Linked DNA regions of Mus musculus: region 1 is linked to region 2. Evidence: chromatin loops called from intact Hi-C (ENCODE). Cell type or tissue: left cerebral cortex. All regions are shown on one strand. Each heading gives the region's core, and the rest is flanking DNA. Links, peaks and the distances in the headings are about the cores only. Region 1 overlaps Nav2 (neuron navigator 2). Region 2 overlaps Nav2 (neuron navigator 2).

The links. A loop is a pair of places that touch in the nucleus more often than their neighbours do. Peaks named below come from ENCODE experiments on the same cell type or tissue, not always from the same donor. Only the 100,000 strongest peaks of a DNase experiment are listed, where the experiment ranks them.
Region 1: it touches region 2 in a loop (2.6-fold over the local background); 11 of 42 quality-filtered maps call a loop at or near these places.

What each region holds. Positions count from the first base shown.
Region 1 is chr7:49,412,413-49,427,652 of GRCm38, forward strand. It overlaps Nav2 (neuron navigator 2), which reads left to right. Exons shown (of 39, transcript NM_175272.3): 6 at 7,762-7,928. Among named protein-coding and RNA genes, the nearest start is that of Gm51447, 18 kb to the right of the region's middle. In left cerebral cortex, for the core only: no CTCF peak of the experiment used is centred there; DNase peaks (open chromatin) are centred at 6,565 and 8,172; H3K27ac peaks cover 425 bases.
Region 2 is chr7:49,266,289-49,281,528 of GRCm38, forward strand. All of the region lies in intron 1 of Nav2 (neuron navigator 2), which reads left to right. Among named protein-coding and RNA genes, the nearest start is that of Nav2, 28 kb to the left of the region's middle. In left cerebral cortex, for the core only: CTCF peaks have their summits at 6,402 (motif pointing left) and 9,266 (motif pointing left); DNase peaks (open chromatin) are centred at 4,766, 6,375, 7,784, 8,582 and 1 more place; H3K27ac peaks cover 5,555 bases.

The DNA.
Region 1 (15,240 bases), core at 3,576-11,575, 150 kb after region 2:
TTAAAGCAAGGCCTCAGGGCTTGCCAGGGCTGAACCAGAGCTCACCTTGGAGCCAGCAGATCTTGAAATGCCAACTGCGGCAGTTCATGCCACTCTCTGATGGTCATGGAAGCCCCAGTAGACTTTTCAATACGTTGCCTTGGTCACGGCATCTATTTAGAGCAATAGGAAAGTAACAAAGACAACGTCCATCCTCCTGCCTCATCCTCCTGAGCAGCTGAGATCACAAGCCTAGGCTTTAGGTAATCTTGAATGTAGTTTCTTCACACTGTAATTGCTGAAGTTAGACTTGGAGGGCACTGTGTGTTTAGTGGGAAGAAGTATATGGTGGACCAGCCCAGGAACTTCCTCTTGGCTTGCCTAACGTCTCTCTCCTCACTCATCTGTTCCACCTTTTCCTTCCTACCCTGCAGTGCATCATCTAAGGACTCATCTCAAAGCAAAATCATCCGCTTCACTCTGGGTCAGAAAAAGATCTCTAGGTTAGCAGTGTCCTCTGTGTCCTCCAAAGCATGGTTTTCAACCCAGCCCACTCTTCCCATTGCCTCCTTGCTGGCTGAGTTCCCTGTTGGTTCCCCTCCCTGCTTGTGTCTCCAGTTACCCAAACCCAAACATGCTTTGGCTATTGACTCAGCTGGGGGAGTTCTGAGAGTGGGCTTGGGTGGGAGTGTTTATGTGTGGGAGAGAAGCTTTGTATGTGCTAAAGTGGCTGGTTCAGACTGGATGTTTACACTATATTGATTTCACCTTGTCATGAGAAACCTGTTCATAGGAAGAGGTGAGTTTCCAGGTAGTTATATAGCTATCTTACAGTGAATGCATTTGCTCCCTGCTTCATCCTGGCCCTAATCCGCATCTCCTCTCTGTGTGCTGTGCTTTGGCTATGGTCATGGTCGCTCAATTACTAACTGGGGGGAGGGGTGGGATGCGGGCGTGGGGTTGGTAGGTTTCCTTGTGAGCTGAGATCCGAAATGTGAATCCATTACAGAAGGCTGTCATGTCCTGTCTTTGTTTTTGGATTCTCCTGCATACCTTGCCTCAGTTTCTCCGGGAGATTGGGGAGTGGGGTGGGGTGGGGGGAGACAACAGTCACTAGTCTTCGGGCATCCTGTCCTGAACCCTCAGACGTATGCTTGGGGTATGGGCAACCCTAGTTACATTGTAACATCTTATTTAATCCTACAGCCTCCATGAGGTAACCAGGTAGGTCATGTTAATAGCTCCATTTTACAGATATGGAAACTATCCACAAGTGGGATCATTTGCTCACAGTCTGCACAGAAGATGGGAAAGAGCCTGGGAAAGAAGATGGGTTGCCCCAGAACCCTTAGGCCTTGCCTCTGTTTCTTTCTTTTACATTCTGATGTTGTGCAGTTGTTGTCAAACCTGCTGCCTCAGCCTAGTCCCTCACACTGCCCCTACGGCACCCGAGGGAAGCTGTGCTGGGTGATCTTACCATGATGACGGATGCTACGTTTACTTTCCAAGGAACTGTTTCCCGAAGGTGAGGGAAAACCGGCCCTTCATTTCACCCATGTACCGTCCAGTGTGACGAGCTGCCAGCTGCCCCCTTTGCTAGGCTCTAGTAACCTTTTATAATTAGTTTCTTTTTCTGAAAACCTTGTCCGGGTCAAGACCCAGTCTGGAGCAACCTGCCTGGGGTGGGAGAAACTGCACGCCCCTGTGCTTCAGTGCACAGCATGCACACATTACCTGTAAGAGACTGCCTTCCCTGATGAAGAGGAAGCTGCAGCAGGAGTGCATCCCTTGTTCCAGCAGGCTGATTCCACTGACCTAAACATCATGTGAACGTATGTACACGGCAAAGGAAAGAGGCAGCCTAGAGGAACCCTTGTCTGTTCCCAGGAAACCCAATGCTTTGTCCCAAAAGAGAAGACAGGAGCTGTCTGAGACGCTGTCTGATTGGAAGCACATGCCTGCCCTTCACTGGCACAGATGCTGTATGGAGGCAGGGGATGAGAAGAGCTGAAGACAAGGGTGCAGCTATCCCAGCCTAAGCCTGTGCCAGGAACAGAGTTTTCAGCTTCACCATCAGCCAAGGTCTGGCTTCCTTTAGAGTCATCCAGTCCCTTATCAGGAGTACATTTTGAGTGCATCTTGTCTCTGCTGAGGTCAACAAAGGGATGGACTCGTACTCCTGGGCTCCTCTCTTCCCAGATCTTACCCATGAGCATTGCCCTGATAAGGACTGAGGCTGATTAAGTAAGTACCTTTAAGCGCAGTAGTAAACTCTGCTTGGCAGAGGAGACACCCGCCCCCTCCCCCAACCTCTGGCTGAGTAGGCCACCTGCCCCCAGAACTCTAGAACATGAGTCTCTTGTGGAAGTGTAAATGCTGACTGGATTCCTGCCAGGACCAAGTACCTTAATGGGCACCAGAGATGTTCAGCAGAATCAGCCTCACCGTTGAGTGTGGCCCTCATGCATTCACACAGTCTACCATGTTGTTTCTCCCTGGCATCTCTGGTAGAGTCACAGGCATATACCATGTTCTGCCCACAGGAGGCAGTAAAGCATGGTGACACGATGGTATGGCTGCCACTTAGCATTGCCTGGGTAAATGATATTATCCTTGGGAGCCTCTGTGTGTGTGTGTGTCTACCTTGCTTCACGCACGGTGTCCTGAAGATTTTGTGAAAGGCTTTTCCTCCAGTTCTAGGACATCACTGGTGCACAGTAAATTGCAGCCATACGTGGGTGATGTTGGTTTCCTGGTTGTGAGCTAGGTCAGGTATGGCAGCCAGGCTGAATGGGTCCCTGGATGGCTGTCTTGGCCATCTTGGAGAACGGAATCAAATTAGTGGGATAATCGGGCCTCTGCCTGGCTGCTGAAAAGCAGATGCCGTGGAAATGAGAGATTTAGCATTTAATCATCTTGTCTGGCAAGAAAGCATCTCCAATCCTGGGCTTCCCCACCCCCAGCATGTGCACACAAGCTGCCATGCTTCCTGGGAGGGGCCACCCTTACACACACACACACACACACACACACACACACACACACACACACCCACTACCAGCTTTTGAAGTGGTTTGGGAGAGAGGAACGGCACTCTTACCATCAGCACGTACAGCGTGTGGAGCGGAGGCACAGGGGCTTGGTTGTAGGTTCCATGCCAGGAATGAGTTCAGTCGCTGCATGGTGTTCCACACACTCTGAAGAATTTGACCATGGCTCTCAAAGAAGCAAGACTTGTCTCCCACCTTTCCACAGCACTTCCCTTAAATTTAATGTTTTAAAAGTATGTTTGGTAGCATCCACCTGTGCCTTCTGTCAGTATGAAGCTGGACATGGAGTGAGCATGAGAAGTTCTCCTTTGCAGAGCCGCTGGGACCGCTTGGTACTGTGAATGGCGCAGGGCCCCGATCTGCCCGCCTGCCTCCCGCTGACTTGCTTCAGTGAGGCCGTGTGGTGGGCAGCATCTGCCACGCCACCTGCAGCTGTTCCTATGGGTCAGACCGGGCTCTTCAACAAGGCAGGACTCTGATGTGACTGACAGCACATGGCTTCCAGGCTGGGGTTGATCCAAGTTCCCATGATACACAAGGACGTCGATAGTAATGAACTACAGAATGTTTAGCCAAAGGCTGCAAGCCTCTGTGTGAGGCCCTGGGTCTGTGTCACTGGTAAAGAAGACATACCCTTATTTTTAGCTCCAGCTCTGCCATCGGCCTCCTTAATTAATGCTTCAGTCCTGAGGGATAGGACAGAGTCCAGGCTTTCTAGTCTGATCACAAGGTCTTCCCTCCTCTGGTCCTGTTCACTTCCCCTGGCTGGGTCAGTCCACCCTGTCCTTCAAGAACCATCACACTCCAACTATTTCCTCTGTCCTCTTTTAGTGTGCTTTGTTTTGACATAGAGTCTTGCTTTATAGCACAGGGTAGCCTTGAGTCAAGGCAGCCTACCTGTCTCAGCCTCATTAGTGCACGGTTGTAGGCGTGAGCCATCATGGCTAGCTATACTTTGGTGGTAGTCTACATTGCAGGCAAGGTGAATACATTCTACCAATGAGCGAGATCCTATAACCTCTTTTTAGATCTCACTGAGTTTTGTTGGCTGGCCCTGAACATACTCGGTAGGCCAAAAAGGCCTTGAACTCTTCCTGTGTCCGCCTCCTGAGTATCTAGAATTACAGGCATGAGCCGCCATGCCTGGCTTCACCTCTACTCTCTGCAAGCTCTCACCATGTGTTGTGGGCTATGCCTTCTGAGCTTCCATTCACAGTCCTCGTCCACACACCAAGTCTGGGTCTTGCTCTTGGGTCTCTCTGCTCCCTCTCTGACCTTAAAACCCATCATTCCCTTTCCGTGAGTTGCCTCTTTGCATCTACACACATGTCACCTAGATGCCAGCTGGAGCCAGCTGGAGACTCTGGATCCAGGGAGGACTGTATCTACTAGTGCTGCCTCCTGCAGCCAATACAGAGCCCTCCCTTGGTCACACAGCTGCCTTGCTTAAGACACTTGACTTTGAAATCCGGCACTTAAAATTTCATACTAAAATTTATTCTGAAGTAATTCAGTTGCAGATCGACACACTCTCCCAGTGATGCCTTGGTTTCCCCATGACTGAGTTCTTCTTTCTTACCTAACATACGTTTCTTCATGGTCTTTGTATACGACATAGTGTTTTACTTAGTGTTTCTACTGTTGTGGATCAAACACGGTGACCAAAAGCAAGCTGGCCAGGGAAAGGTTTGTTTGGCTTATACTTCCACATCGTTGAAGGAAGTCAGGACAGGGACCTGGAGGCAGGAGCTGATGCAAAGACAATAGAGGGGTGCTGCTTACTGGCTCGTTGTTCATCCTGGCTTGCTCAGCCTGCTTTCTTATAGAACCCAGGACCACATCCCACAATGGTCTGGACGCCCCACCCCCACCCCCAGTCATTAATTAAGAAGATGCCCTACAGACCTGCTTGCATCCCAATCTTACAGAGTGATTTTGTCAGTTGAGGTTCCCATCTCTCAAATGACTCGCACCTGCCTCAAGCTGACATACATCTTGCCTGTAGAGGTGACTTTTGCTAAAGTTGTCAGATGGATAAACTTCAGAGAAATCATTTCAAGCATCAGAGAAGCACTGAACCATGGTTACCACGAGGAGGGATCCAGGAGTGTTCTTTTTTTTTTTTCCCCTTTTTTTTTATTACGTATTTTCTTCAATTACATTTCCAATGCTATCCCAAAAGTTCCCCCCCCCCACTCCCCTACCCACCCATTCCCATTTTTTGGCCCTGGCATTCCCCTGTACTGGAGCATATAACGTTTGCCTGACCAATGGGCCTCTCTTTCCAGTGATGGCCGACTAGGCCATCTTTTGATACATATGCAGCTAGAGTCAAGAGCTCTGGGGTACTGGTTAGTTCATAACGTTGTTCCTCCGATAGGGTTGCAGATCTCTTTAGCCAGGAGTGTTCTTAATCTCAAATGAGGCTCCCGAGAGCAAGTTTTCCATCACAGAAAAAAAAAATGGTTTCTCTTCTGGAATGTTCTTTAACAAGAAAAAGAGCCCTATCTTGACTCTTTCAAAACGTTGATCTGGTACTGACTTTGTGCTCCTTCCTTCTCAGTGTGTAAGTCTGTCTACTTCCTTTATCTCCGTACCCCAGTGTGTTCCCTTTATGATGCTATCTAGTTCTTTACAAATCTGGGCCAAGCAGGAAGGGTGAGAGGGGAATTCCGCGGCAGCAGGTAATTACTACAGACCAGGTATCAAGTCCCATGTTGAATGTACAGCCATCCACTGGGTAGCTGCTCTTCCAGATCTTTAGATGAAGAATATAAATGTCAGATGTGAGGCTGCCTTGGAGTCCTGTGGGTGGGAAAGCCTGCATCCTGTCCATTACACCACACTGCCCCCAGAAGACCAAGCCCATCCTGTGCTTAGATGGCTTGCCTCTGTCCTGTTCTAAAGATCTCCCGTGGTCCAGCCTTGAGTGGGCACAGTGGAGCCTCTCTAGCAACTCTGAAAAGATTTTGTCCACCTTGCTGCTTTGTGCCCCCCGTGCTCTTTACAACCTCCAGTTGAAGCCTGCATCATGGAATACCTCTGCTGTGACATTATCTTGGAACAAGTCCATAATCCTACTCCGGCCAATCCTGTATGTAGGGATAAAGACTTCTGCAGACGACGGCTGCTTAAATCAGTCTGACCCAACAGCCACTGTGTGTACCTGTTCTACCAAAGGATGTGAAGCCATGTCATCTAACATGGAAGATCTGCGGGACACCGCATCAGAAGTAGATCCAAGTGACACTAAGGTCCCATCCCTGGATCTCGTTGACCAGCTGTGCTGATACATGCAGCCCCTACCCCAGATGCTGGAACTGCTGGGGATTTGTACCGGTTCTATCTTTGTGGGAGTGAATTTCTCCAAAGCAGAGGTTGCAAATTCACAGAGGGCAGATGCTCCTAGCACAGCAGGAAGCAATGCCTTCAAGATTCACTGTGGCTGGCAAGGGGAGCGGCAACCTCCTCCCCACCTCTCCCAGCTCCTAGTCGGGACCCAGCCAGCTTTTTAACTAGATCGCTTTTACAGTCCTTTCACACCAGCTCATGTTCTCTGTGTGCTCCGCAAGCATCTTTCTTGCTGAGCCAACAAGAAAAAGTTTAAAGCGCTTGCTGCTTGCATCTAAAATGCTTCCAGACTCAGGGCTGCTTTGGTGCTCGCCGAATCGCACGGAAAGAGAAGGCTAAAAGCTTTATGAGTTGAGAACTCAGGCTTATCGTTGGGTCTAATGCTGGTCAGCCGAGACTCCAGTTGCTTTTAAACACGGCTCGGTGGGTTTTAACTGAAGGATACTACTAAATATGTCATCATGTATTCATCCTTCAACTTTAATTATTGGAAACAGCCTGCTTAGTTGGTTCCTGGATCAAAATTCTGATTTGAGGAGCCTTCCCCCTTACCTCTCCAGGGACGACTCCTTGACATCTGTAGACACACTACAAAGAAATCTGGCAGCTTTACTCCCAGAACCACCCAAAACGAGGTTTTGTTTAAAGGGAAAATGTGTATTTGTCTTTGGACTAACTGAAGCCTGCTGTTTTTACAGATAGAATTATGACTTTACATGTTGACTGTAGAGACAGGCTGAGCCTCGGCCTCAAAGGGATGCCACAGAGACAGGTTGTCAGGTGTTGAAGGGAAGTGTAAAGCCAGACGAGCACTGTCAGCCAGGCCTCAGGTTTGCACCACAGATGTGTTTGGTTTGAGCCGTTACAGTTTAGTTTCTTACCATTATAAACCCAATCCTGGTCTTAATGCCTCCATCCCTGGGTTATGGCAAACACTATTTCCAGCACAGTGCACATGGGAAAAATAACTCAGGGTTAAGTTATTATGCTCCATGCTGGACAGAGCCAGGGATGTTGTATTCTGCTCATATTGAGAAGTAAGAACACCTGTCTCAGAGGATAAAGAAGATGGGTCTTAGATTTCTCATCAGCAAATTCCTTCAAATTCCCTCCTTACTCAAAGGAGTCATGTTCTCAGCTTGCCACTGGGCTTTCCTGAGGTCATTGGGAGCCTTAAGTGTTCACTGTATTGCACCAAATCCTTTGACTAGCCTTCTCCACAGACATGGTGTCTGAGTTTGTTTGGTTTCTTGTTGTTGATGTTGATGTTGCTGCTGCTGATGTTGTTGTTGTTGTTGTTGATGATCTCCTGCATGGTCACATGGGGCACTGCTATACTCCTAAGACTGACTGCATTACTCTCTTGTCTCTTGCATTTCAGACTCCCAGGTCCTACCGCAAGGGTGGCCGCTGCAGGCAGCGAGGCCAAAACTCGCGGAGGGTCAGCTGCTGCCAACAACCGTCGGAGCCAGAGCTTTAACAACTACGACAAGTCCAAACCTGTCACCTCTCCACCCCCACCCGCACCACCAAGTAACCATGAGAAAGGTGAGTCATTTTCTCTGGAGTCTTCCTGTCAGTTTGTCTCTTAGCAGACCTGTCTGGTTCCTTTGGGTGAGTTGGGGTGGGGTCAAGATCCAGCTTGCAAACAGGATGAAGAACTGTGGTTCAAACATACACATGCTTAGCAGGAAGGTTGTCGTCAATGACATTAGCACAGTGGGGAAAGCGTTGCTACATCCACAGCCAGCCAGCCAGCCAGAATAAGTTATTTGTTTGGCCGTGGCCCATAAAACACTTGGCTACAGATTAGAAATAAGATGCCATTTGAAATCTGAGAATAAATTTTCATGGATGCTATGCAGTAGAAGCGCATGTTTCTTGGGGCGTGCTTTGGGAGTCATCAGAGATGATGTGAAGGGGCGCTGGTAATGTGGACGTTCTCGCCTTTGAGTCAGCTACAGTGAAGCACTTGACTCACATCTAAGAAGCAGACAGCCTTGTTCCTAGGGTTGTGGTGATATAATGATATCTGACCGTCTGTGCCTCTGAGCGATTAGGGTGGAGAAAAAGTAAGGTAAGCGGCTTGTGGAAGACCTCCACAGAAGGTAATAAGATCAGACTTTGCTTGGACAGGCCTCTGGGACATTTGAGAAACCCTTCCTGCCCTCCCGCCAAGTAGAAATGGTAGAAACCAAAGCCAGGTCTCTCAGAAGTTTTTTCTGTGGCAGTGTGCAAGTGTCCTGGAGCTTACTGTGGATCATATCACACGCCATCCCTTTGAGCCACAGCATGCTATCCCCCAATCCCTGCAGTGGCTTAGGAACCTGGGCAGCCCTCATGTTGTGAATGAACTCGGTCCCATCCTATCTACTCCCCAAACCAGAAACACTTGGGACACAGAGGCTGAGTCCCTTGAGTGTTTAGTAATGGTTACATTTTTTCCCCCTTCAGAGTAGGGGAGAGATCTTTATTTTTATGAGGTTGACAGATTTCTCAACCAAGGTACCAGGAACTTGAAACCAGTACTAAAGTCTAATCCAGAGTATGTGGATCAGCCACATCTATGTGATCCTGCCCCTTGGTGTCTTTCACTCAAACATCAAGAGCTTTTGTTTAACGTGTGTAGCCTTTTCATCTATTAGTTTCACTTCTCGGGTGCTGGAGATCAAACCCAGAGCCTCAACGTACTAGACAAACATGTCACTGAGTCGTACCCCACACCTCTTCTTTACTTCCCCATGCCTAAGTGGCTTTCTTTATTACAATTGTGTTTGGAGGAGTTGGAGAGACAGATGTGGTTTCTGCAGAGGACTCAAGTTCCAATCCCCAGCACCCATGCTAGGCAGCACACAATCACCTGTAACTCCACGGCTTCTGATTCCCTCTTCTGGCCTCAGGACGCTTGTGCTCAGACGTACATACCCACATACAGAAATTCACATAAATAAAACAATTAAATAATATATTTTTAAAAACCATAAATGTATGCTTGGAATATAAAAGTCACATCTGTTTGCAAAATAGTACAAGAGCACATATTTTTTTAAAGTTCTTTTATATTTCTTAACAAGCACTAGTATAATCCAAACTGTGCACACCCTTCCAGAACTTTCCGCAGTACAGCCATATAAATACAACACACTTGCATATAGAAATGTTTGGGGTTTTACTTCAAATGAAAAAGCTATTTTCTTCTTAGTTTTGCTCATGTTACAACCTCATTTATTCCCCCTTTAAAAGGGTGAAACTGACATGTACCTAAAATAAAATAATATAATATAAAATAAAGGCTTGATACTTGCTACAGTCACAGAGGCAGGGAAGGGTGAAGGTTGAAATGAGACAAATTGTTTTAAGATGCTGAACTTAAAATAAATCTGGCCTACTTTATTGACATTACAGTGACTATCAATGGCCTGGTATAGTAAGAACTCCTTTGGGTTTGAGACTAAAACCGGCGGCCTCACTTTATCCTCTACGCGTGAGATCACTGAAGAACTGTAACTTACGCGACATGCTCAGCTGTCCTTGCGACTGGGCCTTGTTCACGTGAGACCTGTTCTCCTTCCTGGTGGGCCTCCTCCTCTGGGCTTTGTCAGCTGTGTCATCTCTTTGCTCTGTTCTTCTGGTCGGGAGATGGGGTTTGACGACTAGCATTCCGTCATGTCCGTGTTATACTGGGTCCATTGATTGAGAGTGTCTGTAAGCGTGTCACTTCGTGGTTGGTGACAGTCAGAGTCAGTGATTAGAAGACAGGACTGTAAGATAATCACCTGCGTTGGGCTGTACACCAGGATTCTGACATGACGTTATGAGTCTAGTAGATGGAAGGAACCTGGCACTCTAAGTCCTGTAGAGGAGAATATTGTGGTACCTCTCTTTCTTTCATTTGCTCCTGTAGAGACTGGGATGGGACTAGCATCAGGCTGGTTGTGGGAACTAAGGGGCTAAGATGCTGCTTTGCAGAGGCACATGGAGTGTAGTTCCACATGTGTGCCATAGCAGAGGTGCTTGAGTCCTGAGCACAAAGGAGTAAGAACCCATTCAGCTTTGGGGAGGAGTCCGAAGCTATTCCAACTGCTTTCCCTTAATACTAGGACGGTAGCCCAGGAAGGAGTGTGTTGCTCTAAAAAAAAAACTTCTAGTGTTGATCTGGGTGTCAATCTAAGAACAGATCTGCTGGGTTCACTTTTGCAGGCTCTGTAGTGGATCTGCCCAAGGTTGCCATAGTGATGGTTAAGCCTTGTTGGTCATTCTGGAACTGTGACCCTGGACAGAGAGAGCAGAGGATGACTGTCATTTCTGGGAAGCAGCTGCAAAAATATCGTGATCTCTGGGCTGCAATCCATTATGGTTGTGGGGTGGGGTCGGGCTGGACCAGGGGCCACTGTAGCATCTCAACTATGCTCCAGAAGGTTGTCTAGAGACAGAGCTCTGTGTGCAGATGGACCAGGCTAATCTATCAGGCTGGGTTAAACTACCACACTCAAAGTCCTCACAAGGCCCTGGAAGAGGAAAAGACCTGGCCAGCTACAAAGCCAAACTCATCCCCGGGGCTGGACTACGAATGTCTGTGGAAGACTCTGGCCTCCAGTTAAAGACAAGGCAAATACTCGGAAGAGAGATGACTACACTTGAATTCTAGCCTTGACACTTTCCAGAAGTGTGACTCTGGTTACGTGCTGCCTATAGGTAACACCTTCCGGACTTTACATGAATCCACATTCACATGTGTACATACCAACACAGAAGCCCATATACACATAGTTAAAATAATAAACTAAACTAAAAAAAAAGAGATGGGCTTCATTGTAAGGTAGGGCTCTGTGTGTGTGTGTGTGTTGTGTGTATGTGTGTGTGTATGGATCAGTGCAAATTCTTTTTTTAAAAAGCTTTATTTTTATGTTGTGTGTATGGTTATTCAGCCTGCACGTGTTCCTGTATATCACATTTGTGCAGTACCTAAGGAAGCCAGGAAAGGGAATTAGATCACCTAGGACTGGAATTAAAGGTGGTTGTGAGCTACCTTGTGGATACTGGGAATAGAGCCTGGGTTTTCTAGAAGAGCAGTCAGTGCTCTTACCTGCTAAGCTACCTCTCCAGCCCCAATGTACTAGCATCCAGCTACCCCACTGTTTTTTCCTGTACTGTGTCTACCTCTTTCTGGTCCCTTCTTCCGAGTTACCTATCATACTATCTCCCATTACCCTCTCTTCCCTTTCTTCCCCTCCATAGTCTCCTTTCTACTTTTCTGTCTCTCTCACACACACATACACCTAGATTACTGTGAAAGAGAGCTTGTTTCTCAAGGTCTGATGATGGACTATCAGTCGGTCAGCTTTCAAGGTGGCTATGCAAATATAGACCCTGGACTTCATACACTTTGCCCTTTCGATTCTGGCTTCTGAGTTTATATTTGAGATTCCTATAATCCTCAAGCTGTAAAGGTGGAAAACCCTTACTCTTCTTAGCCTTGTGTTCTTAGATGCACGTCACGAGAAACACCATTTTCTAATTGCCCTGTAACTCTCAGCGAGAATTTGATGACTTACTGTTACAGGGGTGACTATAGGTAGTGAGACCCATCCCCCCCCCTGTTCCATACCCCCCAAGTCAAGCCCAGCATGCAGCAGGAGCTCAAAAATGGGGAGCCATGAAAATTTTATATCCATTTTATCACAGCTATATTTAAATTTATTCTCAGAGCCAGCACTTGATAACTGGGTTCACTGACAGCCAGGGACTTCAAAGCCAACTTTGGTTTTGTGTTTTTTTACCTTGCCAGTCTTCAAGTCATTGTTGTATTTTATTTTAAAATGTTCTCATTCTTTCTTGTGCCAGCTGAGCTCATAGAAAACAAGGAGCTGGGGTTTGACCCCTTACTTGGGCTGCAGGTACGCAAGGTGGTGTCTATGGTAGCAGAAGGCCAGGAGTGCTTTGAGGGTTTCAGCTTTCCCTAGTCAGTTCTTTGTGCTCGTGGCTCTTAAAGAGTTTGGAGTCTCTTTCTGCCCAGGAGAGCAGACACCAGGGAGAACTATGAAAGCCTCACACTCCAGCTTTTGTCCTTAACACTAGGATTAAACAAAAGCCAACCATCAAGGGGAACAAAATTATGTCTGGTGTGTTTTCTCTGGCTGTCTTTGGGGGCCATTTTCTTATCTGCTGCAGAATTCGGGAAAGCCCTGGGGAGAGGGGGCAGGAAAGCCCTTGGGTGTGTGTAAGGCTATGAATGGTGGCGCTTGGGCTCACCCTTTCTCATGGAAACAAGACGGTTGTGTGGCCAGGTTTGCCTTTTCTGCAATATGGACGTGCTACCAAATCAGCACACCAGCTTACGGTTTCGCTGAACGCTGTCCTTGCTTTGGGGAGCAGGAAGAATGAGAAGGAGGAAAGGAAACTGAGTCGGATGAGAAGACAAAATGCGAATTTGGTTTAGTCTGTGTTGGGGTGTGAGATGAGTGCCTGTTGTGCGTGTGATCTGCAGGTCATCAGTCCAGTGCTTCTCCTGCCCCTGTTTGTCAGGCAGAGAGCATCCCATGTACATGAGTTCTATTTCATTTTAAGCTTCATTAGCAGGGGAATACACTTAGGCATCTGGGTGCTCTCTTAGTCAGGGTTACCGCAGTTTGATCTGCAAGGCTAGGTTCATTCCATTTTAATATTCTTTAAAAACATTTTTTTCCTCCTAACTTGTGTATTTGACAGTATTCATCTACATTTAAAGATAAATTTATTTTGGAGTAAATGAAATGAACTCCTCTGTGGACATGGAAGGCCTGTCTTCACGTTGCAAGAGGGGAGAGGGGCAACTGAGCTGTGAACCTCTAGTCCAGCCACAGCTGGTACTTGGTGATGGGCATCTCATGAAGGCACTTGAGCCCTTCTCTGCAGAAGACAGACTCTCTAGGGCTGAAACCAACCTATCAGATAAGATGTTCTTTAGAACACCAGCCTGGTGTGGGAGGGATACAGCCTCTAGATGCAGTACGTGAAGGGTCGCAGCAAGAATATCCGTTTTAAGGTATTGGCGAAGGTAGCCTCAATTGTTGGTAAGCCTGTCTGTGACTGTTGTGCCTGTGTGAGTGGCCATGCTGAAGGATGTTGTGCACCGGGATCCCGAGGAGCTCCTGCTGGGTTTCAGCAGTGCCTATGCCTGTTTCTGTAGCTTAGAGGCTCTTTGAGCTTTGCGGATGATAACGCAGGCTCAAGCATCAGCGTCCGTAGCCTGCCTAATTCTTTGTAAGGTGATGCAGGTCCCTCTGTGTCCTGAGCCTGTTGCCTTGACTGTGATGGGAGAATCATAGTATTTTCCAGAAATGACAACTGGGTTGCAAGGCCCTCAGCCTATAGAGACTCAGCTTGGGAAAAGCGAGGCTTTGAGAGAGAGAGAAGAAAGAAAACAAAACAAAACAAAATTCACACAACCATCTTGCTTCAGTAGCCCACGACAGTGAGCCTCTGCTGCCCTCTGCTGTCTAAGTCTTGTGCTACATCTCATCTCTGTCTAGCATTCTTTTTTCTTAATTTAACTTTAAAAAAAATTTTTTTTTTGTCTTATAAATATGGGTATTTTTGCCTATGTGTATATCTGTGTGCAGATTGCGTCCCTCGATGCTGGCACAGGCCAGAACAGGGTATCAGAGCCCTTGGAACTAAATTACAGATGGTTGTGAAATGCCTTGTGGTGCTGAGAATCAAAACTGGGTCCTCTGGAAGAGCATTCAATGCTCTTAACCATTGAACTAAGGTACCCTGTTAGAAGTGTAAAGATGCTTCGATTGTCTAGATGTTCCCGTCCAGGCATAGGTTCCCTGCTTTCTTTCCTCCACTTGGGAGGGTGACTGTAGACCCAAGAACGGCTAAGTATGTTCAGTAAGGTCCTGGTGGCCTGGAGGAAAAATTCTGTCTGTAGTAACAAGGAACTGACTGAGGGCCTGAGCTAAGCCCCTCCTCCTCTCAGCTGTCACTCACCCCCCTCCCCCAGGTGAGTAGCTAGGTGAGCTGCTGAACTAAGCCCCTCCTCCTCTTAGCTGTCACTCACTCCCCCTGAGGTGGGCATTGAGCCGTGGGATTCAAGGAGAAGGATGAATCCTAAGGAAAGAGATCTTTGCTAGCAGGAGTGGATTTTTTACTAACTGGAAAGGTTTGCTAGATTTTATTTGTTTTTCGCGGGTGACTAATTTCAAATGAGACAAAGCAGTATGGTTAACAGCCCCACTCTTGATCATACACCCTTCATGTTCCGGGACATGTCTAAGGTCATTTGTGCAAAGTCTCTTCTGTATTAAGCATCAGAATAGTCACTGATAGTCTAGAGTGTAGAGAGAGGTGCCAGGCCTTGCCCTAGTGGGACTTACAGTCTGGTGAGAGAGACAAGTAAAAAATCAACCAATAGAGTCGGTACTTACTCCTCTGCAGAAACTTAGATGCCACACATAGATGTATGCTTCTGGGCTGGGGGGCCTCAAAGGTGAGACCCACAAAATTTGCAGGGTCTCCTTTATTGTGTTTACCCATTTGCTCACACAATAGTTGGGATGTTTTAGAACATGGGCATTGAAAAGAACAAACACACACACACACAAGTTAATAAAACAGAGAAACAACTCTTGGATCCCCATTAAAAAATAAATATAAAGGGCTTTTGTTTCTGTTTTCTCCCAGCTGGATGGATAAATCTTTTGGGAGGGGAGGTCTCTGGCCCCCAGAGGTGTTCAGGCAGTCAGATCAGCCCTGTTCTGGCTGCCACATGTTAGGTTTCAGCAGACAGCCTTGGTGATGTTTGTAAACCTCTGAACTGATTTTCTCAGATAAAGGAGGGAGACTGTGATTTATGCAGGTTCTGGAAGTGCTTCTG
Region 2 (15,240 bases), core at 2,842-10,841:
GTCTCCGGAGATGGCTGAAGTGTGGGGGACATAAAAAGGACCTTACCTACTGGTCCCTTTCATTAGGGTCTCCTGTCCCCAAACACTCCTATGCCCTGATCCCTTCTCTTATTTATGCTCAGCCAAATGTGCAGCTTCCTGGCATCTTTGCCAACCACAGATGAAGGTGCCCTTCCCTTGAGGGCTCACATGTTTGGCTAATGAAGGTACAGTGTGGGCAACCCGAAGGGCACGGGCAAGAGCGGGAGAGATTCACCCCCCCCCCCCCACTTACGCCAGTCATGTCTAGAATTCACTGTCCTGGCCAGATGTACCACAGAAGGCTATGTTGGGGGAGGGAGAGCAGCCCTCAGTCCTGGCACCCTGCCTCAGCAGTCTGTTGTTATTGAGCACAATTCTACGTCTTGCCAAGCCAGAGTTGGGTCCCGGCCTCAGAGTCACAGGAACCTCAGATAGTCCTTTATTTCCTGATCTGCAATCTTCTTACTTCTAAAGTGGGATAACAGCACCTTCCCTGTGATGTTTGGAGGAGGAAATTCGAGGTTTGAAGCATGCTGTACCTAGGACCTGGCACATAGTAGGTGCTCACTAAATGTACACCACAGTTGGTGTTTGGCTTCTCTGTGAGTTTGGGGCTACTCTGGGGCCTTCGAGCACAGCATGGCTGATTGCAGCCTGGCTCTGAGCTTTTCCTGGGCTCCTACTCAAAGTTCTTAGGGGAGACATGGGTGGCAGGAGGTGGGGTCAGGTGGGCTGTAGGAGCAGTTCTCTGGTTGTCATCTTCCAGTGTGCTTTGTAGAACTCCGTTCCCCAGACAACTGCATCAGGCAGTAAAGAGCTATGCCTACATTGTGCCAGGCTCTATAGCAGTGGTTCTCAACTTTCCTAATCCTGTGACTCTTTAACACAGCTTCTCCTGTTATGGTGACTGCCCCCCTCCCCCAAACCATGCAATTATTTTCATCGCTATTTCATAACTGTAATTTCACTACTGTTGTGAATTGTAATGTAAATATCTGATGTGTGGGATATCTGATATGTAACCCCACAAGGGGTCACGACCCATAGGTTGAGAACCACTGCTCTAGAGTAACCAATCTTGCAGTGATCTCACAAAAAGTGCCCACCCTTGACTTCATCTTAGGTGGGAAGAAGTGGAACTCGGTGAGACCGAGTCACTTCCTTAATGTGACATAGCTCGCTGGAGTCGAGACTTGAACTCCCAACCTCCAAGCCTTTCTGAAGAAAGGGGTTGACGCCACTCACCCTGCATTTAGGTAGCTTGCCTGCAGCTCAGGATCATTGTTGCTTCTCTGAGCACCAAAGACTAGAGCCATCTGTCAAGAGGTTTTTCTCAGGGAGCTGGTGCAATGGTTTCAGGGGAGAACATGAAGAAATAGCATCACTTTTTTTTTTCTGCCCTGTGGTAAAAATAACCTGCAGAGATAGAGGAACCAACGGTGGTTGGAGGCTGGCATTGGTGAGAGGAAGGAGACAGAATACCCACCTGGGTGCCACATGCTGCCATCTGCTCAACACAGAGCAGCCAGGGCCAGCCTGACCCCCAGCACCAGGGAGGCCACCAGCTCCCACCTTCTGACATAAGAGAGCCTCCTTATAAAGTTGAAGGTCCATGGAGGCACGGAGAGCAGAGGGTTCACAGAGAGCAGTGGCAGTCCCAAGCTGGTGTCCACACGTAGAATGCTACCCCGACTGGGCCCTCCTCCATACCCACCAGCTCTGGGCACGCACTGGGCACGTCTTCTCACCATGAAACAGTTTTAAAAATAAAAGCCACTTGCTGTAATCAGAGAAGCCGTGATCATGTTAATGCATGCAGCATCCTCCCGTGCTAGGCCTAAAATAGCTTCCTGCCAAGCAAAGCAAAGAGTTGTGATGTTTCTAGGCCGCCTCCTGTTAGGCTGTGGGACTCGGTCTGAGCACAGGCTATGGATAAGGGAACCTCTGTGGCAGCCCCTGGGCCTTGGCTCTGATCATGCCGAAGGCTGAGCCTTGAGTACACTCCTCACCTGCGTGTGCCACAGACTGCAACCTGTGATCTGGTGACCCCAGATCTGGAGAGTTGGCTCATCTCAGGGAGTATCATGCATCAATCCTGAGACTCCTGAGGTAGCGGCAACTGTACTGGGCATGTGCTAAGCAGAACCATTAACTGACTTAGAATTAAATCTCTATAAGCTTAGTACTGTCTTTGTGGGATGCCTGGTGTGGACTGACTTGATAATCTTGGAATAAGCGGATGGGGAAATGACAGCCAAGATTAGATCCACTTTATGACAGGAATAACTGAGACTTCCTGGGTGTGATGGACTTGAGCCCCCCGGAGCTAATTTGTACAAAGCTCGATTTCGGGCCAGGAGTCTACACTCACAGTCATTTTGTCAGCCTGCCTTTCCCAGCCATCTGGAGTCAAAACACAAGTAATTAGGAAACACTTGTGGGCCTTTAAAACCCATCCCAAGCCCCTAGGCAGGAGTGCTCAGGCTGTGCTGCACGAGGGCTGAGCTTGTCGAGTGTCTACCACCTCATAAAAGGCAGAGCGGATTCGGACTCTGGTCTAAACCCTAACATAGGCTATCACCATTCCACCTAGCTGTTCCATTACAGATGCTGACCACAGCTACCTCAGGTGTCATGGGAAACATATTTCATTTGTTAGACTCTTCTTTAGGGAAGAGAATCCCTACCCCAGGGTGGATAAGGCACCTGGTAAATGCTTTTGAGGGAGTCACTATCTATATAAAGATTCTTGCCAAACATCAGTATGCTTAGCCCATTTTGGTGGCCAAGCTCACCATCCTATGAAGAAGCTACAGAAGCAGGCAGGAAAGGCCACCCTCTTGGCCTTTTGGACCACTTGACCTTGGAGCCAGGGCAGTAGCACAGGGCATGTCCTGGAGCTTTTTGGAGCACTGGCTGATACCTAGAGTAAGTAGACATAGAGAAAGTGTCTGAAAGGGACAGATTCCGCGTCTCTGGGTCAGAGTTAAAAATACGGGGTGCATTCCAGATTCAGGGAAGGGAAAGAAAGCAAGCTTCAAGGAAGGTATGTGAAAATCTGGCTTTAAGGACCAAAGAGAACACGGAAGAAAGGGAGGATGAGGGAGGGAGCAAGAAGGAAGAGAGACAGAGAGGGGGAGACCAAGGCGAGGGAAGGATGGAGAGAGAGAGACATAGACAGAGACAGAGAGACAGGGAGGATGGGTATTAAATATTAAACACCTCTGGGTACTAGGTCCAGTGCTAGAGTACATTACACAGAAAGAAAAGGTCACATTGCTGTAGGTGCAGAGGTGAGTCCTGGGGCATCAATGAAGTCCCCCTGGCTCTTGTGTCTGGGGCAGTGAGTCGGACCAAGGACACATGAGTATTGAACTGAGGGAGACGTATATGTTCAAAAGCTGGCCCACATGGCCCCCTGACCACGCATAGGTCACTTATGTAGCACCCACCTCTCTCACATTTGTGGATCACGGGCTTTTTCTGAGCACGTTATCTTCATTGTATGGAGTCCAGGTAGAAAAGAGATTCTAGTGTCTTCCTGCCCACTGGCCTCTTTCAAACGTTAGTCTCGATGCTGCTTGTCTCCAGCCTGTACTTTACTATCAGGATATATTCATGACTTATTCAATGTGGTGAGAAAGTCAGGTGTTAGCCTCTTCCTGACAGAGAGGATGCTACCCAAGCTGTGAACCATAGTGGAGAGTGGTGAGAGCTAGTGATGGGAGTTACAGGCTCTGGAGTGAAAAAAAACGAGGTTTGAGAACCATCTTGTTCCTTAGAGGACCCTTGTGCGGTGAGTCATTTCCTTGTCTAAAAAATAACCCTATGACACTGTAGAGGGTTCAGTACAACCATGCATGGGAAGCTCTTAGTGAGAAGCCTGATTGGCATATCGATCAGCACTGTGAATGAGACCTATTATTAGCTAATTCTCATCCGATTTCTGAAGCCAAAACGGATCCAAAGTAGCTGATCAGAAGGGCGAAGATAAGTCGGCACTCTGACAGCTCAAGCCATGGCTGATGGTGGAGCCGGCAGCAATCTGACATTCAAGTAAGAGGTACCCACTGCGGGGCACTGCCCCAGCAACCAAAGAACAATTTGGATGATTATGTGAGCCATTGTGTTTGGTGTACTCATGGTTTTGAGTGGGTAGGAATGTCTAATATAGAAGGCTGATGAGATGGCTCAGTGGTTAAGAGCACCGACTGCTCTTCCGAAGGTCCTGAGTTCAAATCCCAGCAACCACGTGGTGGTTCACAACCATCTGTAATGAGATCTGATGCTTTCTTCTGGAGTGTCTGAAGACAGCTACAGTGTACTCACATATAGTAAAGATTTTTTTTTATTTAAGATTAAAAAATATTTATTTATTTGTTAATAAATAAATCTTTTTTTAAAAGGCTTAAATAAAAATTTGGGTGCTTTGAACACAAAACTCTGTGTATGAAAGCTTCTCTTTTGGAAGAGACCGCTTCCTGGGAGGAACCACTGCCACAGACTCTCAGAGATCAGTTCCTCCTGGGCCCCTCAGCTGCTCTGGGGAGATGCTCCGAGTCTCGGTCTCTCTCGGCTCTCTATGTGAAGTAGGTTTTCTGTTCACTGTGGCACTGCCTGGCCCAGGCAGAGGCCTCTGCATTCGTCTGAGGATCTACCCAGAGCGCATCAGCTTTGTCCCGGCTGGATTTTCAGGGTTTTTAGATGTGGATCTTAAATGTGGGCAACAGATGTGGGAGATGAAAGATAACTCCATCTGCTCTGCTTCCCGGGTAATATGGAGACCAGAAGCGGATGACAGCTTTTCCTAACTGGGAACTTGGGGGTAGGGGGGTGGGGAGCGCTTCGACAGTGGCAACCACAGCTAACATAGATTTCCCCAAATCTGGATCCTAATCCCAGACTCGGAGGGTGAAGTTGGCAGAGGGACAGGTTTGCTAGGGCAGCCTCAAGGGGACCTGTGAGGAGAGAGCTCGGCCCCTATACTGGAAGTCCCAGGGACACACCAGCCTGTGGCCACTCTCTGAAGAGCTTTTAACGGCAGCAGAGATGACAGGAAAATGCTTCTACCCCTCAGATGATTGGAATCTCTGCTAGGTTTACCCCAGTCTTGTTGGCTGTCCACTAGAGACCAGGGCCACCCCCAGGACCTTGCTAGCTTCGGTTCTGCCCCCTGGGGCCCCTCCTAGGATGTAGCTTTTGGGATAAGGGTGATGGCTAAGAGCCCTCTTCATTTATTTACACCCAAATGGTGAGAGAACATTGAAAAAAAAGAGTTAGGTGCTCAAGTTCACATAGCTAGGAAAGAACACTAAGGAGACTCACGCCTCCCACCACCACCACCATTGCTGCTTTGGAAGCCATGATGAGCCCCCTGCGCTGCTCAAATGCAGAAGGTGGGTCTTCCTCCATCAGTAACCTTGGCAACCTCCTTTCAGCCCCAGTTGCCTTATCTATACTATAGGATGTTGATAGCATATAACCTTATTGCAAGAATTGACATAGGATCTGGCTACTGCACAGTAAAGGGCCACTTTAGGGACAGAAGTCGTTTCACCATGGTTATTTCCCAGTTTTGGGACAACCAGGATGTGACTGAGGCTGTCCACAAGGACTTCTAGGAGCCCCACAGCCCTGTGTGACCTGGCAATCACATGATTGCCAGGCAATCTCATGGCTCCTGACTCTGCCTGGTGCATTCCAGGGATGCTACTAATACAGATGGCCCCCTCTTCCTTATCCTGGCCATCTTAGCCCTGCCCATCTCTAGGTAGCAGGAACAGATACTTTTGATACCGCTGTCCCAGACAGGAGAGCATTCTAGAAGCTAGCTGATCCTGCCTGAGCAATCCACACCTAGACTAGAAGCTGCAGTTTGGCTGGGCGGTGGTGGCAGAGGCAGGCGGATTTCTAAGTTTGAGGCCAGCCTGGTTTACAAAGTGAGTAACAGGACAGCCAGGGCTACACAGAGAAACCCTGTCTCGAAAAAAACCAAAAAAAAAAAAAGAAGAAGAAGAAGAAGAAGAAGAAGAAGAAGAAGAAGAAGAAGAAGAAGAAGAAGAAGAAGAAGAAGAAGAAGAAGAAGAAGAAGAAGAAGAAGAAGCAGCAGCAGCTGCAGTTTGAGTGGTACCTGGAGGGACTTCCTTGCACTCAGAAGACTGAGATGGGACAAGGGAAATGGAGGCTATCCTGGGCTACACAACAAGTTCCAGGACAGCCTGAGCTATAGTGAGGCCCCGTCTCTAAATAGAGAGAAGAGATGCAGCAGCAAGCAGCTCCAAAATGCAGAACCGGATAAGAAGGCAGACAGGCAGACAGGCTTGCCCTCCAGTTGCCTTGGCAGCTGTCCTAGAATGCTGTGGCTGCTATCGCCACCTGGTGGGCTCTTCCAGAAACACATGCACGGAGCCTTCTTTCATTAAAGCCAGTAAAGCTTGGATTTCGGAATGCTGGGAATTGAAAATCCAATTAGACTGTCTCATAGTTAAAGGGCAACACTGGGATCAGAGGGCTGAAGTTGTAGTCAGAGGTAGGGTGCTTGCTTAGTGTGTGTGGGGCCATCGGGTGCATCCTCAGTACCAAGTCCAGAGAATGAAGGGGTCAGGGGATGAGACCAAAGGGGAAAACAAGGTGCAGCAGGAAACATGCCTTGAGCAGAGTCACGTGACTTTTCTTCACCATCTCCGCCCAATTTTCAATATTAAATAAGTAACTGGGCCTCTGTATAAAGCCACTCTCCACGTGAGGCACCTGTGAAGGGCTTTGCAAGCTGCCAATGATAGCTCTGCTGTTGGGAGATGATGCCCGTCAGAGCTGCTGAAGTCAATGAGGTCAGTGCTTCCGGCAGTGAGAGTCAGGCTCTGTTCTGGAGGTCCCCACCACCCGAGCCCAGCAGGGAGGCTCGCACAGGAGTGGCAGTGGCTCCTCCCTCTGCTGCCCAGCATGCCTTTAGGAAAGCCAGGCACACGAGGCTTCACTCTGACTCTCTCCTCAGTCCCTCTAGCTTGCTCATTAAGGACCACCGCAGGTAGAGACTGTGCTGTGCCTGCATCCATCATTTCTAGGAATTGTGTCAGGATTTCTTTGAAGGACCAAATTCTGGGTCTGAACAAGAGGTGAGAATGCCCCCGCCGCCCCCCAACTCCTGCCCAGGAATGCCATGGTATTGGAAGCTAGACCTGCAGTGTTGGCCTTGCTGGTGGACAGAAGACCAGCATGTAGCAGTGGGCATATTTCCCAGTAGCTTCTTGCCATTCTCCTGCAGCAGCTGTTCAGACAGGTGCAGCCCCAGGAGCCTAGAGGGTCAGCCTGCCCCACCAGTCACAGCAGACTTCAGGCAAGCCAGGTCGCCTCATCCTCAGGGCCTGATGCTGAGCTTAGATCACAGGTACTGGGAATGTCTCCTGCCCAGCCACTGGCTGCAGGTGACATTGGTTTTCACTGTGTGTCTGCTGGACTGCACCCTGGAAGCCTGTCTGGAGGTATTCACAGAGATCAGCCCACTGCTTGTGAGGTTAGCCATGGAAGGGGAATTGGTAAATGGCATTACAGATGACATGAGTGAGTCATACAGAGGGTCAGACACTCAATGTGTGTGCATTGGGTTTTAATCCCAGACATCTGCTTCCAGGGCCTGCCTTTGTGCAGTCTTAATAGTGAAGGAGTTTCCAGGAAGAGACCTGAAAGGGGAAGACCTGGTGAAGGTGAATCCCAGGACTTCACTGAGTAGAGATGAGAAGCCCTCTCTTGGGATTGGCTGTTAGCTCCTCCCATCTTCCCGGACTAAATATAAATACTTGCAGCATATGTCTTTCTGACGCACTCACATTGGATCTGTTTGAACACAGTAAGTTAGAGCAGAAGGCCAAGGGAGGGAGAAAGCTCAGATCTTCTAATAAAGCCGCATCTCCCCGCCCCCATTCCCCTAGTGTCAGTGGTTTTAATTCAAAAGCTGACATTTTCAAGCAGTTTGTTTTATTTTTCACTCACTACGTAAATGTTGTTTGTACGTGAATGTGCTGAGTGCTTGTGTGCGCACCACGTGTGCGCAGGTGCCTGCTGAGGTCAGGAGAGGGTATCAGGTCCCCTAGAACTGGATTACGGGCAGTTATGAGCCGCCCCATCTCCGTGCTGGGTGGGAACCACACCCAGGTCCTCTGTAAGAGAGCAAGGCTCTTAACCACAGAACCATCTCTGCAGCCCTCAGATAATTTACTTTAAGAGTTACAGCACAGGTATAAAATGAACAGAACCATTCATTTTGCCTCTTCCCACTGTCTCAGCTAGTGCCTCTCCCAACAGGCAGTTTATTAACAGAAAGGAATACAACACCCGCATCTCAACTCCCCGTGGCTAGAATGGAGGGACTCCCATTCCACCTGTGAGGTGACTAGGACCCCCTCCCCTTAGCCCTGCATCTCCTCTCTCTCTCTCTCTCTCTCTCCCCGTGTGTGTGTGTGTGTGTGTGTGTGTGTGTGTGTGTGTGTGTGTGTCCTGCTCATCCTGCCCAGTGAGTAACATCTTAGAAGGCAATGTGCTCGAGGCGCCACCATCTGACAGTGCACAGTTACCATCACACTTGGGTGACATATGGAAGCCAGCGGGAGGCATGGCTACAGCACCTAACCTAAGCAACTGGCTTCGGTTTGTGTGTCTGTGTGTGTCTAAACTACAGTCAAATTGATTACCACACTATGCTTGGAACCTTACTTTGATGGAGGTAGAGCGTAATTAGAAATTCAGAATTCCGTAGCTGGGCGTTAATTACTTCTTCATTGAATTTGTATGTACGGAGTGAGTTCACTGACATTAACCTCTCCAGTTCTGTAAGGTCATGGAAGGAGGTGTGTCTAGCTGGGTTTCTTTCATGTTTATGTGTTCTCTGAGTTCTGCAGTCTGGTCCTTCTAACTCTGCTGCTTCCTTTGTGGGAATCTGGCTCTTTTTCTACCTTGTGTTGCCTGTTCCCTGTGTTCAGCAATGCCCACTTTTGACGACGCTTCCAAAGCTATGTTCTGGTTCATGGAAACCATAGGGTTAAGATCCTTAGAGCTAAGCTTTCCTGTTGTCCTTTCCATTTTGTGTGCATTTGTGTGCTTCAGTAAGGCAGGGAAAGTGTGCAGGCATGTGCCAGTGCATACAGTGGAGGCCGGAGCTTGGTGTTGGATGTCTTCCTCTAATACGGCTGCTTTGTTCTTTGATACAAGGCCTCTCTCGCTGTACTTGGTGTTCAGCATCCTCTTGTGGCCACCTCCTTAACGCTGGGATCCCAGATGCAGAAGCTGGGGATCCAAACTCAACTCCTCATGCTCACAGCAAGGTCTTTGTGGGCTGTGTCATCTCCCAACCCTGTCCCTTATTTCTTTTAAAAACAAATATGATGAGTGTGCTCGCCTGTGTTTTATTGAATGCTTAATACATCCCCTGTGCCTTTTCATCTCTTGTTATTTTACCTCCCAGTAGTCATTTGGGGGATGAGGCATAATTACAACCAGCTGATAGATGAGAAGCAGGAGGCTCAGTGAGGCTGAGTCAGTTGGGTGAGGTCGCACAGAGCACAGAACCCAAAGTGACACCCTCTAGGACAAGTGATGGCCCTCACAGAGGAGAGTCAGAAAGAGCTGACTGAAGCCTTGTCCCCAGACTGTAAGAGAGGAAGGACTGGGAATATCAACTGAGCCTGGCTGGCCACTTAGTAGCTAATGTCCCAGCAGCCCTTGTGGAAGCCAGTGGGCAGAGGCAGGTGCAGGGGTGGGTGGGTGGGCAGGGACACATGTGGGCAGAGGCAGGTGGGTGGAGTCAGGTGGGCAGATGCAGGTGGGGTTTGCCCTTGTCTTCGCCTCATCTGTTCTTCCCTGGGTATTTCTAGGCAGTGGCATAATTATTTGTTTGTTAAACTATAAATTTGGCAGCGTTGGGCTAGTTTGCTCATTTACTGCTACCTGAAGCAGTTAATTTTCTTCCAGGAAAGGCCCAGCGCTATTCCTTATCCTGTTCCTGGCCCCACTTGGAACGGAAACCTCCCAGCCAGGTGGAGCCCTGCTAAGGCCCAGACGACTTGTCTGAGGTGTCAGGGACTGTGCGCACTGCTCCCTGGTGGCTCAAGGGGTGGCAGGGAGGTGGTGTGCAGCCCAGAAACCTGAGCATGAGAGCATTGAGTCAGCGCTTGCAGGCCGCGCTATCTTGGGACCACCTCTGCCATGTTCAGTGGGAAGGTTGTGATGGGGCAGCAGCTCTGTTATGCAGGTAGAACTGACCCGCAGAACAGCAAAGATCAGGATGGCATTCCCTTCCGAGAAAATTGCCCCAAGTCCCTTTGTTCCCCCAGCTTTTTATACAGACCTTGTGGATGTTCTCAGGCCCTGGGGTCTTCATGTCCAGGAGATGGAGGGGTGCACCAATTTATCTGTACTTCAGAGGGAAATGATCTGTAGCACCTACACACATACACACACACTACACACATACACACATATACATACACATACAAACCACACACACACACACACACACACACCACACACATACATACACATACAAACCACACATACACACCACACACACTGCACACATGCACACCACACATACACATACATACCACACACATACACACCACACACATACCACACACATATACTGCATACACACACATACACACCACACACACACCACATGCATACACTGCATACACACACATACACACCACACCCACACACCACACACATATACACACCACACACACACATATACACACCACACACATATACATACCACACACACATACATACACACATACACACCACACGCATACACACCACACACATACACACGCATATACCACATACATACCACATACATATACTGCACACACACACATATACACACATACATACCACACACATACATACACACACACACACGAATACACACCACACACACACATGCACACACACACACACCATACACACTACTGCCTCCAGTTCTTGAAATCCAAAAAGGGAAAAGAAATAGATTGGGACACTAGGATTGTCACAGATTGGGCTGGGGCTGAGTCCTCCCTCTGTAATGTCTACTCTGTAACCTTTCTGGTGTCTTTATCTGTGGATCTAATGATAGGTATTGTGACTTCTTCAGGGAAAGGTAGAGCCATAATATTCTCTACTTCCGTCGTGTCTGCATGAGACCACGCTGAGTATAGTGGCACAGTAGTGTAGTAGGGTGCATACCTGGGTATTTGCACAGATACAATGTTTACTCTATGGCTTGTGGGAAGCTCCCTGTGTGCTGGAGTATTCAAACTCATGAAGAAGCGAAGCACTACTTTTTGTCCTTTTCCACCGGAAGTGTCTCAGGACTCAGCGCACCATGAAGGAGTTGTAGACTGTGGGAGAGAGCAAGAATGATTTACAGACCATGCTGCGGAAGCACAAGGTGGGAGTGACCTTGATCAAGGACATGTGTGGGTAGAGATGGCTAGCACCTGGACCCATCCACACGTCTGTGACTGATGGTCTGGTGCAGACCTGAAGTGTCTCAGTGAGTGAGCACCCTTCCCTTCCTGACCAGGCAGAAGGCTTCCAGCACTTTCCACCCACAGATTATTTAAGCAGGGCTGTGAGATGCTCTTGAATTTCTAACAGGCTCCTTTTTTTAGAAGCGGCATCACACTGTACATTTGGCAGGATGGATTCATTTCTCAGTTTGTTTTTGAACATGCTCAGAGGCTATTGACGATATTCTTCTATATGCAGAGTTAACACAGCCTTGACAAGCCTTGACTTCCCAGGCCAGAAACGTCCCAGTACCAGGCAATAGAACTGGGAAGGCCAAGGTATGAGAAACAGGTGGGGGCATCCCATTGTGCTCCATCCTTGCCGCTTTGAAGTCGCTGGATAAGCTGACTGCCGTGACCTGGTTCCCAGTTTGAATCAAATGCTAGGATTTTACACTGGGCTTGAACTTGATTCTTTCCACCATAGGCTGCATGATCAGGAGTTTGGAGGCAGGCAGTAACTAAGCCCACCCGTCAGCACTGAGCTCGGGGTGGAATGCAATCAGCTCACTTACTTCCCTTCTCCCTGCACAGCAAGGTGTAAGAATTAAGCTCCTTATGAGGGCAATGTCTGACTTGAAAATGTTGGAGCAAAGATTCCCACAGCGGGAAATCCTTTGGGCTGAGTTACATGTGCCTGTTTGGAACTTAGCAGATCTGTGAGCTCTCAGTAAAAAAAAAAAAAAAAAAAAAAAGCTATTCCCTGGAAAGGAACACTGAGTTCCAAGCCTTGAAGGCTGCTAGGAGTAATTTCTAGGATCATGCAGACTCCATATTTGTTCCCCAAGAGAAGACCTCGAGGCCAATGCAAAGCCCATTTGGTCTTCCAGCCCCATTTGTCATTTGTGAGCTGGCCTCCTTCTGTCTGGGACTTGAGGGAGCTGAGTCACAGGCGTGGCTCCCTCTGAAGGCCTCATGATCCCAAGGCCAGCTAATCCTTTGGTCTTGACTCTGAAAAATGAAAATCTCCCATGATTCAAAGGGAGTGTGATGAAGTGGGAAGCATAGAGATTTCAGCTTTGTGAATTCACACTTCAGTCCCATTGAGTGGAGCCTGACTTGATTTCTCTTTTGTCCCTTTCTTAGTTGAATGAGGATTATCCTGGACCTAGAGAATCTGTTTTAAAACTTACTTTAGTTTGAGGTGGGGGTGGGGTATAACCTTTCATTATTCGGAACCATTCGTCTCATGGTAGGCTTAGGCAGCCCTCCTCTGGCTATCCCTCTGGTTTTTTTTAACCTTCAAAACAAAGCAAAACAAAACAACTCTCAGGAGTTCCTGGCTCCCCTCAACCAAAATAAATAAATGTATGTGTGTATGTGTTTGCATGCACACATGCGTGCAGGTACCCGCAGAGTTAAGAGGGTGCTAGGTTAGCTGGAGCTATGTAGGTGGTTGTGAGCTACTTGGCTGGCATGGGTGCTGGGAACTGAACTCTGGTCCACTGTAAGAGCAGCGAGCACTCTTAAGGGCTGAGCCATCTCTGCAGCTGCCTTGTTCCCCTCTTGGTCCTTTTCACCTTCCTGCCCCTCTCCTTGCTTATGGAATGTCTGTCTCGTCCAAGGTTTTATTGCTATCTCCTTTCTGGATTCTGTTCTCTGTGTGTGTGCAAGGTTTGGCAGGGTAGCCTTCCTGAACTGTTTATTAGAGGCATTCATTCTCTGAGAAACTCAATCCCAGGCCTTCTCCAAGGACAAATCCTCCTCCTGTCACCCCTGCCTACACCTGTGTCCTCGCAGGCTTCCACGCTAGCCAGGACAATTGCTGTCCCATGCTCTGACACACTGACCACCTGTCAGTTTAACTTTAAATACAGGTGATCTCTAGGCCACTCCACCCACTCGCACACTGCCTTGGCCTCCCCCAGCCACTCTTGCTGCTGCTTCCAGAACATTTCCACACAGCAGGAAGTTTCCGAAGGTCCCATCAAGAAGGGTCTATCTACCCTTTGCCTCAAAGAAAGGTGCTGTCTGAGGCCCAGAGGAGGAAAGCAACTTGCTTGAAATCACACAGGGAGGTAGAGATGAGTCAGGGCGAGCTCCTAACCTCCTCCCAGATCCTTTGCTTTCTCTTACAGGAGAATGATTCTCATGCAAGAACCATCCAGGTACACCTGATGCCCTCTCAGGGGAGATCTGTAGCTTTCATTTCAAAGCACTAACCATACACTACGCACCATGCAAAGTGCTTGTATGGATAGCTCATCTGAGCCTCACCAGGTACCCCGTGAGATGATTCAACCCATAGATGGAAGAAACTGGGGTGACAGTGTGCTGGCTAGTTCCAGCTCCTAAGAACCCACTGTGGGCATGTGTCCCCAACTCCATGTCCCGTGATGTTAAGTTGCTTGCTGAAATCAAGTCCAGTGCTAGGATTTTATTTCTACCTTGGAAACTGGCAGATGCCACCATACAGGGCTTTTCTCTATCCCTCTCCTACAGAAGGGACCAGTTTGCATGTCCCTGGGCTTTTGTGCAAGCTAGCTGACTCACTATCAGGGACTCAAAAAGAAGTCTGGTTTCAAAGAATAAGTTCTTAACCCACTGGACCGTGCTGGTCAACAGGCCAAGGTTTCAGGGGCTGGCTCCGTCTTGGGCTGGGGGTGGTGACCGACTGGTACACGGAGCCAGGCAGGATGCAAGGGATCATGCCTGATATGAAAGAGGAGTGATGTCCCTCCCAGTCTCCATATCTTGCCTCCCTGCAGTTCACCTAGGTAGTTTTATGTCATGTGCTCCTTTCAGTTTCTTAAGCACATTCCTAACTCAAGGCCAGTGCGGCTTCCAGTGGCTTAAGTGCCTCCCACACGCAGAGCAGAACTTGGCTCTTACTGCCTGGTGCCTTTGTTCTTCCTTGGTCAGTCCATCCAAATTAGTACCTGGTAGTCAGTCTCTGTTCATCTCCTTTAGTTTACTGGCATAACCTTATCCTTGCCTGGCTTTGTAACATGTGTATATTTGCCCTTTGCCCTTTTTCTATCGTGGAATAAAGCCATATAGGGTCTGGACCTGTGTGCAGCATCCAGGAGAGGCAGGAATCAAACAGGGACAGGGAGGCAGGCTGCTCCCCTGCACCTTCTTCAGTCCTGACTTAGGCTCAGGCTGCTGCCTCAGACATTCACCTGGGAGGCAAAGGATGCTTCCGACCCCGTGGCTCAAGTCTGAAACCATGGATCTGTTGGCCACAGCCACATCTGCCAATCACAAATAATTGATCTAACATTTTAAAAAGGAACCTCTGATGCCAAGAACTAATGACACTGGCCATCCTGAGAGGCAAATGTGTTGATGTCATTTAAAAGTGAGTATTAAGAGGATGTTTGGGGCTGGTTCATGTGACCTTTGGAGATATGAATGTGGACGTACCCGCGGGTCAGCAAACAACGGGAACGGAGCTGCTGAAGCCCGGCTGAGAACCTGGAGGGCCACATGGGTGCTGCTGGGTGTTTTTTTCTTAGTCATGCCTGCCAATAAACCCATAGTCATACATATGACCCTATACTCCCCTGCCCCAGCCCTCCACTTTTGTTGCAAAAACCTGATATATTTATCACAGAAAAACTCAGCTTTATAAACAAGGGGAAAGAATAATAGACTCCCCTATCATCCTACCTCTGAAGTAAAAATGGTGACTATTTTGGTCACTATCCCTTGACTGTGTTTTGTTTTG